Regions from separate parts of the Homo sapiens genome. Here region 2 is linked to region 1. Evidence: chromatin loops called from intact Hi-C (ENCODE). Cell type or tissue: A673. All regions are shown on one strand. Each heading gives the region's core, and the rest is flanking DNA. Links, peaks and the distances in the headings are about the cores only.

The links. A loop is a pair of places that touch in the nucleus more often than their neighbours do. Peaks named below come from ENCODE experiments on the same cell type or tissue, not always from the same donor. Only the 100,000 strongest peaks of a DNase experiment are listed, where the experiment ranks them.
Region 2: a loop joins it to region 1, with 3 times the contacts of the local background. A loop is called at or near these places in 11 of 110 quality-filtered maps.

The regions. Positions count from the first base shown.
Region 1 is chrX:56,801,282-56,806,657 of GRCh38, reverse strand. All of the region lies in intron 2 of NBDY (negative regulator of P-body association), which reads right to left. Among named protein-coding and RNA genes, the nearest start is that of NBDY, 75 kb to the right of the region's middle. RefSeq lists an enhancer at 3,076-3,215. In A673, for the core only: a CTCF peak has its summit at 2,942 (motif pointing left); a DNase peak (open chromatin) is centred at 2,937; H3K4me3 peaks cover 627 bases; H3K27ac peaks cover 916 bases.
Region 2 is chrX:57,451,106-57,456,481 of GRCh38, reverse strand. The region is part of intron 10 of FAAH2 (fatty acid amide hydrolase 2); the gene reads right to left. Among named protein-coding and RNA genes, the nearest start is that of ZXDB, 140 kb to the left of the region's middle. RefSeq lists an enhancer at 2,225-2,364 and a silencer at 4,672-4,966. In A673, for the core only: CTCF peaks have their summits at 2,101 and 2,304 (motif pointing right); no DNase peak of the experiment used is centred there.

The DNA.
Region 1 (5,376 bases), core at 304-5,303:
TCAAAAAGTGGGCGAAAGATATGAGCAGAGACTTCTCAAGAGAAGACATTTATGCAGCCAATGAACATATAAAAAAGCTCATCATCACTGGGCTTTAGAGAAATGCAAATCAAAACCAGAATGAGATACCATTTCATGCCCGTTACAATGGTGATCATTAAAAAGTCAGAAAATAACAGATGCTGAAGAGGATGTGGAGAAATAAGAATGCTTTTACACTGTTGGTGGGAGTGTCAATTAGTTCAACCACTCTGGAAGACAGTGTGGCAATTCTTCAAGCATCTAGAACTAAAAATACCATTTGACTCATCAATCTTATTACTGGGTACATACCCAAAGGATTATAAATCATTCTACTCTAAAGAGACATGCACACATATGTTTACTGCGGGACTGTTCACAAAAGCAAAGACTTGGAACCAACCCAAATGCCCATCAATGATAAGATGGATAAAGAAAATGTGGCCCATATACATCATGGAATACTATGCAGCCATAAAATGGATGAGTTCATGTCCTTTGCAGAGACATGGATGAAGCTGGATACCATCATTCTCAGCAAACTAACAGAAGAACAGAAAACCAAACACCACATGTTCTCACTCATAAGTGGGAGTTGAACAATGAGAACACATGGACACAGGGAGGGGAACATCACACACCGGGGCCTGTCATGGGGTGGGGAGCTAGGGGAGGGATAGCATTAAGAGAAATACCTAATGTAGGTGACGAGTTGATGGGTTCAGCAAACCACCATGGCACGTCTATATCTATGTAACAAACCTGCGTGTTCTGCACATGTACCCCAGAACTTTAAGTATAATAAAAAAAAAGTGAAGGGAGAAAAACTCCAAAAGTACACAAAGAATTAGAGTGAGCAATGAGGATGAGAGTGAATTGGAATGCAGAGTGTACCAAGTAGACAGGTAGTAGCCCAAGTGGCCTCCTGTGGCCTCACAGAGGAGGAAGAGCCATCAGCCAAGAGAGTCAGCCCCTTAGTCCCAGGTCTGCACCACATTGGCACAGAGGCCTGGCAAGCCTGGAGGCTGCCCTGGTCCCCACTGCCCCCACCACCACCCCATCCTGCATCCTCTGCCAGCAAATATTGGAAAGCCACACAGATAGGGACAAGAAAGATGAACAAAAGAGAACCTGGAAGCTGAGGAACCCTGCCCAGTTAGAGTTGTCTAGACAATGGGATCCAGGTTTTACGGGAGGTGCCTGGGCCTACACTTTTGAGTGACTATGGGTGAGGATACATGTATGTGCCTGAGGATGTATGGAAGCACAGATAAAGACAGGAAAAAGGTGAGATGTGATGGGAGTTAAATGTTAAAAATGAGGACCTCTGACATTCAGACTCCCAATGCCACCCCGAAGAACTCTGTCCAGATCTTCCTGCATTCCTTTCTTCTTGCATTTTCCTTATGCAGGCACTGGAGGTGCCCCCATGGTGATTACTACACATGAGAAAAGGATCCACATTTGTTGACAAGTGACAGAAAGGGAGTGATTCCTGTTCCATGGTACTGTTGCCCTTCTTCCTGGAATGCCCTGAGAGTGCAAGCCCATGCATGAAACTGACGTTCGTGAGAGTAGGTCATACCCCTCTGAGTGTGGGAATCATAACCTGTAGGGTGAATTTTCTCTCCTCTAAAGCTCTGCACGTTCCCAGTGCAGCCTACACATCCAGGAAGACTTGTAACAAGCGAAGAAAGAAAACATTTGCAATATTCTGAGATGGTTGTGTTCCATGCTGCTCTCCAGTCACTGAGAGGCATGGGTAAGACATGCAACCTTTAGAGCAATGAGGCCACAGCTTTGCATCTCAACAAGTGTTCTGTATGAAGGACCCATGCATGGCTTTCCCATTTCTGCCTGGAGACCCAAAAGGGGTGGCACAATTTGTCCTCCACTGTCTCATCCATTTTCCAGGCTGAATAATCTGACAAGCAATAGAATTCAGCTTGAGGAGCCCAGAGTGCTCGGTATCAAACCAAGGAACAGCCACCTCACCATCTGCAAAGACACGCCAGCCTCAACCTTCACTTCCATGCCCAGCACAGGAACACAGAGGAGGCCCAGGCGAAAGTGAGCATGGCTGGGGCCTGGCTACCCATGTATTTGGCAGAATGACTAAGATGCCCGGGGAATTAACTGGTGAGCCATCACATTCAGTGAGCACACATGCTCCATCAGCTATGCCAAGTGGCTTTCTCTAGGAGAGCCGCCTGTGGAAGCCACCCAGAATACCCCTCCTACTCTTGGGCATGGATGAGTGCCTGGGCTCCAGTGAGAAAAGTAGCTGAAGGCCTGGGACAGGTGTCCAATCTGTCGAGTCTCATCCTGACAGACACCTGGCCCGACCTTCTTCTGCTAGAAGGGTCAACAATCTATGGATGCCTGTTGGACCTGGGTGCTTTTGATCCAAGCTTTTGTCCCTTCCCCAAGAAACAGTGTGTTCCCTATTTACAAGCGTAGTGCTCACAAGCAGGCAGCCTGGTCTCCTTAGGAGGCTTGTGCAAATTCAGAGAAGTAATCAGCAGTGGCCTACAAGCAGGCCCATGCACTCACACACCCCTCCCCCATACCCCTTCACATTGCCCCCAGTGCGACCTATCCCCACCATGCCACAGCCCCAAGGGTGGGATTTCTTGAGGATAGGCTCCTCTGGCTCACTGGGACCCCTGCCCAGAGAGGAATCCAGAGGGAAGGAGGGAGGCAGAGAGCCTTTCGCATGTTGCAGGTTTCCCCAAAGAGACCATGTAGGTGGGGAGTCCTGCTGTAGATGAGGTGAGCGCTCCTTGGCCGGTTTCTTTCTTTCTTTCTTTTCTTTTTGTTTTGTTTTGTTTTGTTGGAAGCAAAAGGAGAAAGAGAAAAGCAAGGGAAATAAGTGACTGCCATTTCTGGAGCCACACTGCCATCCAGCGGCAGTTGTTTCTGAACACGACCGGCTGCAGGGATACTTGCCTTCTGACAGGCACAGACTTCAGCGAGAATATGTCGGGCTGGGTGGACTCTGACTAAGCCAGAGTTTCCCCCATCGCGGTTTTAAACCTTTGAAGGAAGTGTGCCTGCCATTTGGACCCCACGGAGAAGCAGCTAATCTAGAGGCCCAGGGACAGAGCAGCCAGGCAGCCCCAAGACCAGTCAGTCCAGAGTGCGGAGGTGCCCTGGCAGCCATCTTGAGGTGGGCTTAAGGGAAGCCACTGACTACTGACGGCCGAGACTGGGGTCGTTTACACTGGTCTCTTTTGTGGGGAGTTCTGGGGTGCCCTTGCCTGGAATCACGCTGGGGCCAGAGGTCCCCTATCCTCCCAGTGAACCAAGGAGCTGTGGGGTGCTGTGGGCGGGACGACTCCTGCCCGGCAATTCCTGGAGATGGCCAGGGGAACCCATGGAGGGCCGCCCCTTCCTGCCCTTTTTTCGGAGAGGGCTGTGGAGCCCGGGTGCCATCCTGGTAATGAGCAAGGGCAAAGGGCCAGCCAGGAGTTCCTCTCTCGTCCAGCTTCAGCCTGGGGGCCCCACACCGCCACCATCTCTTTCGTGCTCCTGGGATTTCTCCAGCACTCATGCCCAGCTGCCTCCAGTTTCCAGAAACAGATTCCGCTCGATGGCACTATGGCTCTACAAAGGCCAACTACAAGCTTAACCCTGCCCCTCCAATCCGACGGCCTCCACCCTTTCCAATGTGAAAAAAAGAAAAGGGAAAGAGAAACAAAAAAAAGACAGGGAGGATAAAAAGGAGCCAGCCACCTGGTCTCAGGTTGACCACCAAACTTAAGGGACCCTACGACCTAGGACCAGTAGGCAGGAGACACTGCGGAAATCCTCTTTATGCCGCCAGCCTTTGCTTTTCCTTTGGCCCTCTCCAGGTTTCATGGCTCATGCTCATGCAGAAAAATAGAAGACAAATGATACATAATCATGGCCACTGGGAAACCACAGGAAGACTGGGATCATGGGGCTGCCGCCCCAGGACAAGGTGCTGGTCACCCAGCTGAATTACCCAAGGTTTTGCTGCAGGACTGGTGGTTCTCCCAAAGCCTGGAGCTCCAGATAGAGTTTACCACCTTGGGCTGGCACATGGAGGTCACCAAAATGAGCGAACAGCTCAACAGGCAGTCACAGGGCGTGTGGCAGGAATCTCCCTCAGAGGGGATACTCAGCAACTGACTGAAGTCTGACTCTGTGCAGGCTGTCCTGGCTTTCACATGGGGTGGGGGGGAGGGGTGACATGAGGGTGGCTTAGGGGAACTGGGGAAGGCCACCACGCAACACAGATTCCCATGGCATCACAGAGGGCCAAGGGTCCCAAGGGGACTGTCTGCCTCTACCCAAGGTGTGGTCCCTTTTTAAGCAGGTTGACCCAGGAGGCTCCAGTTTCACACTGGCTGCTGGGGCTTATCTGATAACAGACTTCCCGCATTCATTCTCAGGAGAAGGCCTTAGGTGCCCAATCAACAGCATAATGACCCAGGCCTGGAGCCAGGAATCCTCACCCATAGCCCATTGCCTGTGGCCGACTGAGAGCCTTTATGGGAGAGTTCGTGGGCAGTCTGGTGGCTATGGCGACACATGTGTGTGTGCGTCTGTGTGGGTGAATGCTTGAGCCCGCACCCCTGGGCCTGTGTGAGGATTTGTGTGTGTGTGTGTGTGTGTGTGTGTGTGTGTGTGTGTCTATGAGTTTGTGAGTGTGCATGTGTTAGTGTATGTCTTTGTGTCTGTGTGTGTATCTCCCTGTGCATGTGTGTTTGTGATTATATTTGTGGTTGTCGGGGTTTCCCTGTGAGTCCATGTGGTTGTGTCTGTGTCTGTGGTCTCTGGGTGCCTGCCTGTGTGAGTGAGAGTGGGCAAATGGGCACGTGGGAGAGACAGCCTGCCTATACACACTGAAATCTGGATCGTTGTGTTCACATGGCTGGATTGAAAGAAAAGACAAAGGGGGACAACTTGCCAAGGCTCCTGCTGGCTCAGGATTACACATTTAGAGCATCCACAAAGAGAATGGGAAAGAATGGTGAGCCATGAGGAACAGGTTAAGGGGTGGGTTCATGGTGACATTTCATGAAAAGTAACACATTGGCGCCTTTGTGGAACACCAGAGGGACTGAACTGGTGACCTTCATATCTGCTCCTTTAAGAACAAATGAGGCCTTTCTCACTTTTGTTCTGCAAAGGGGCATCCTGCATCACCAGGAGCAGAGGAAGAAGCAGTCTCAGTATAATGCTTGACCCGCCAAGAGCCAAAAGTGAAAGGAAAAAGAGAAGAAAGAAGAGAAAAATGAGAAGGAGAAGGAGAAGGAGTAGAAGAAAAAGAAAAAGAAAAAAGAGGAGGAGGAGGAAGAGGAAGAAGAACCAGAAAGACAATAAGAA
Region 2 (5,376 bases), core at 166-5,165, 650 kb before region 1:
TTGTATGGTCTTTTAGGTCTGAATTCAGCTCAGTTCTCTGATTTAGTTGTTTATTTTCTTCTACTTTATTCGGAGTTGGATGTTCTTTTTTCTTGTTTATCTGACTGTCTTTAGGTTGTTAATTTGACATCTTTCTAACCTCTTGATGAAGGTGTTTAGCACTACAAATTTGTCTCTTACCACTGCTTTAACTGCATCTCAAAGATTTGGTAAGCTGTGTCTCCTATTTCATTAATTTCAAAGTAATTTTTAATTACTGTCTTAATTTTGTTTTTTGCCCAAGAGTTATTCAGGAGAAAGTTGTTTAATTTCCATTTTCTGGTAGTTTTGAGAGATCTTGGTATTGATTTCTGCTTTTATTGCACTATGGTCTGAGAGTTTGCTTGGTATGGTTTTGATTTCTTTGAATTTATTGTGATTTGCTTTATGTCCAAGGATGTGGTGGACCTTAGAATATGTTCTGTGTATGGATGAGAAAAATATATATTCTGTGGTTGTTGTGTGGAGTACTCTGTAGAGGTTGATTGGGTCCAATTGATCAAATGTCAAGTTTCAATCCAGAATTTCTTTGTTAGTTTTCTGCCTCAGTGATCTGTCTAACTCAGTGAGTGGGATGTTAAAATCCCCCGTTATTATTTGTGGCTGTCTAAATCTTTCCATTGGTTAGGAAGAACTTCCTTTATGAATCCAGGTACTTCTACATTGGGTGTGTATATGTTTAGGATAGTTAAGACTTCCTGTTGAATTGAACTCTTTATTATTAAGTATTACCCTTCTTTGTCTTTTATGACCGTTGCTGGTTTAAAATTTGTTAATCTAATGTAAGAATAATGACTCCTGATCTTTTGTTGTTGTTGTTTTCTATTTGCTTGATAGATCTTTCTCCATCCTTTTACTTTGAACTTGTGGGTGTCATTGCAGTTGAAATGGGTCTCTTGAAGACAGTAGATTGTTGGGTTTTATCTTTTTATCTAGCTTGCCACTCTATGCATTTTAAGTGGTACTTTTAGACCCTTTACATTCAGGGTTAGTATTAATTTATGAGATTTTGATCCTGTCATCATGTTGTTGACTGTTTTTTAGACTTGACTGCATAGCTGCTTTATATTGTTTATGGGCCATGTGCTTGAGTGGATTTTTGAGGTAGCAAGTTTTGGTCCTTTATTTTCATATTTAGCACTCTCTTAAAGAACTCGGGTAAGGGTGGTCTGGTAATAATAAATTCCTTTAGTACTTGCTTGTCTGGGAAGAATTTTATTTCTCGTTTGCTTATGAAGTTTAGTTTCATGGAATATGATATTCTTGGTTGAAAATTCTTCACTGTAACAATATTGAAAATAGGCCCCCAATCTCTTCTCACTTGTAGGTTTCTTACAGAGAGTTCTTACAGAGAGTCTGGTGGGGTTTACTTTGTAGGTAACCTGATTTTTCTCTTTAGCTACTTTTAAGAGTTTTTCTTTTGAGTTGATCTTGGTGAATCTGATGACTATGTACCTTCCGGTTTGTCATCTTGTGTAGTATCTACAGGGGGTTTGTGTATTTATTGAATTTGTATGTCCTCCTCCCTGGGACGTTTGGGGAAATTTTCATGGACTATATCCTCAAATATGTTTTACAAGTTACTCTCTCTCCTTTTCTTTTGAAAACACCATGAGTCATACATTTGGTATCTTTACATAATCCCATATTTCTCAAAGGATTTTTTCATTTTCAAAAATTCTTTTTTCTTTATTTTTGTCTGACTGAGTTGATTGTATAAGCTGGTCTTCCAGCTCAGAGATTCTTTCTTCATCTTAATTTTTCTGCTGCTGATGCTTCAGATTCTATTGTGGAGATCTGGAAGTAAATTTTTCAGTTCCAAAAATTTAATTTGGTTCTTTCTTAAAATGGATATTTTATCTTTCAGCTACTGAATTGTTTTATTGGATTCCTTGGATTATGTTTCAACTTTCTCCTCATTCTCACTGAGCTTCCTTGTCATCCAGCTTCTGAATTCTATGTCCACAGTCAGCTCACTCTGGTTAAGAACCATTTCTGGGAGGCTAATGTGTACGTTTATAGGTAAGGGCAAACACTGGCTTTTTGAGTTGCCAGTTCTTGGATTCATTCTTTCTCATGTGTAAGGGTTGATGTTTCTTCACCCGTGAGATAAGTTGAGGATAGTCAGCTGGCTTTGTTTCTGGGTATATTTCAAAGGGTCATGACTTTGTACAGAATGTTTATTTCTGGCTGGATCTTTTCCTTAGTTTTCACAGGTGATACATACTTGCAAAATATTTTAGGTTTGCATTTTGACCTGAGATCCAGCAGGTGGCGCTTAAGAGTGCTAGCAGGCAGATAGGCTCTTCCTACTCTCTTTCAGGGCTCTTCGGTGTTCTGGCCAAGATGACAGTAGTCCTCTGTGGTGTGGGGGAGAGAGGTGACTCGCTCACCTAGATGGCTCCTGGGCTTTGGAGGAGCCCCCTTCGATCACTGGTTCCATGCCCTCACTTCTTTTGTTAGGTGTTCTGGTCCATGGGCTCCCTCAGGCAGGGACCACATTTAGTAGACAGGTCATATCCTTGCCAGGCTGGCCCTGTGGAACAAGGCACACCCCAATCCTCTGCCAGCCCATGAACCTGGGTATCTCCACTTCTCTCAGTGATCTGAGAACGAGGGCTCACCCTTGCTTGGCCACCACCAAGTCCTGATCATCTAAGAGCTGTGGGATGGGGTGGGGTCACTTAATCCCCTGTCTAGGTGCTTTCCGGGGGTTCAAGAAGTTGTGGCCACACACAGAGTTCAGGCAGATGTGGGAATGCTGGGCTGGAAGCTCTATCAGACATGGATTTCCTGGCTATGAGTGGCGGGTTTGGGTGCAGTTGCCTGACCTGCTGTTGGGTTATATTCTAGAGGCTGTTCCTGCCATCAGAGTTCAGACAGAAGTGGGACTGCTGGGCTGGAAGTTCTAGCTGCCTGGCTATGAGTGGTGGTGGGGGTTGTGGAATCACCTATCCTGCAGTTTTTCTGTTTCCCTGGATAACAGGAGGCTGTGTCCACTGGCAGAGTTCAGAAAGAAGAGGAACTGCTGGGCTGGAAGCTCTAGCAGGCATGGCCTGCTGGCTACAAGTGGCAGAGGTGGGCATTGTTGTTTGTGGGTCTCATTTTCCTTTTTTACTTGTATGCCTCATAAATTTTTGTTGAAAACTAGATGCTTTAGTTAATATATTTTATCAACTCTTGATTCTGATTTTTCTCTACCTCTGGGGTACGTTGCTGTGAATTTTGTTAGTATCACTGAAATTTTAGCTTTCAGGGAATTTTTTGTATCTAAGATCTTCCATATTCTGCTTCATGTAAAATCAGCCTCTCTTGGGCAGGGTTGAAGAGCTGCAAGTTCTTATGACCAGCCATGACCTTGTTTAGAACTTCCACAATAAGGTGCCACAGGTAATGGAAGCTGTTGGATGTAGCAGTATTCTCTACTTGCCCACAACAGATGCTGTGTAACATGGGTCTGGAAAGAATGGGAGTTGTCAGTCTTTAAGGTCTGCCTTGCCCTACCCAGTGTGAAAGTTTTGTACCTCAAAGCTGTATCTGAGAAGCGGAGGGGAAAACAGATCCCAGCTTAAATATCATAGACTCCAACTTTTCTTATTAGGAATCACTAATTTTTCTTGAATAAATGCTCCTGAATTTGCTTTATGCCATTTGATCATTTTTCACACTTGAAATGGTTGTTTCCAGTAATTTTTCCAGTTTTATTGCTGGTTTGCTTGAGAGAGAATTTGCTGAGCTTCTTACTCTGTTATTCTGGGATGTTCATTCTTATTTATATTTTTAATTATGTATTTGTTAGTTTAACAAAAAATAATTATGCATTTTGTGCAACAATGCAATGTCCTAGTCAATGCGGATTACATAGGTGAACAAGATAGAAACAGACCACAGCCTTTGAAGAGCTAACAATATAGCAGATTATTTTGTTAAGTAGAATCTTTGCTTAGACTACATGAACATTTCATTTTGTGTGTCTAGCTTATCAATTGGGGAGGTGACCAAGCCCACTCTGTTTAAATATCACAAAGTCAAGTTTGTTCTCAGAGAAAAAGAATGCTGTGATCAATTGTTAATGACTGGCATGGGTACAAGAGGGACTCTTGAGAGTGGCATGTTATGATTTTGCCAAACCTGACATATAAATCTTGAGTTTCACTCTAATGCTGGATGCTGAAGAGGTCACAAAAGATCTGCTTAGCATTCCTGGCACCAATATCAATGGGTTTCTCAGATGAGATCTTTAAAATGCTGTATGGCCAATGCTGTTCATCTCAGGATATAAATGGTCCAAGAGATCTTTGAGTACAGACACCTAAAGTGGGGAGAGGGGAGAAAGCCAGTGAAAGGCCACTTTTGTAAGCTGTTTCCTTCCATCTGTCCTGGTAATCACCTCTCCCAATTATTATGACATATAGGTGTTATGTTGATAATCGTGGTAGGACTAAAGTGGAAGAAAACTGTAAATAACTTCTTTGAGATACAATGATATGAAACATTGTTGATTGCATGTTATCAGGAAATAGCATAGGCTAATCAAATATTCAAAGAATCTGCAGGCTAGATTATTCTCTTTCATTACTGTGTTATTCCAGTGACATTATGCAAAGAAAGCAGGATGGGGCAGGGTGCCAAGACAAATAAATTTTTTTTGCAGTTTTTAGCATGGCTGTGAATGTTCTCCATGACATGCTTACCTTTTCAAACTCATGCTCCTCCTCTCACTCCTCTATTAAAAACTTACTCTCTCCAGTTAGTGTAGTGTTTATACCCTCTGTCCACAGTGTTCCTGTGTGTTTTTCTGTTCTATTGCTCATGGGGTTCGTACTGCGTGGACCATTGTAATACTTACTCAACATCCTTCCTCTGATTAATTTCTAGTTCTCCTTCAGGACCCAGATCAGGGGTCACCTATTCCAGAAAGCCTTCCTTTGTTTTCTTCTACTGAAATTCTCTGTTAACATTTGTTTGTCTCTTGTACTAAGCTAGGAGCTCCCTGAGAGCATGGAATGTATCTGATTCATCTAACACCAGTGCATACAGTATAGTTCACAATACATGCTTAATAAATTTATTCTCATTGTAGAGTGTCAATGGAGCAAAGTAGGAGAAGGTACTTTGCTTCACTGAGCACTAAGTGAGGCAGAAGAACAAGGGAAGAGAGTTAATTAGAAGCAATAGGATTTGGAGTCAGACAGACCTGGGTTTGAATCCTTATCACTTCACTTCATAGCTGAGAGACCCTGTTCAGCCTCCTGTTTCCTCTTCTGTGTAATAAATAAGATCACTTCCTCTGAAATCATAGGGCCTGGGTTAAAGTCCCAGTTCGTATATTATCTT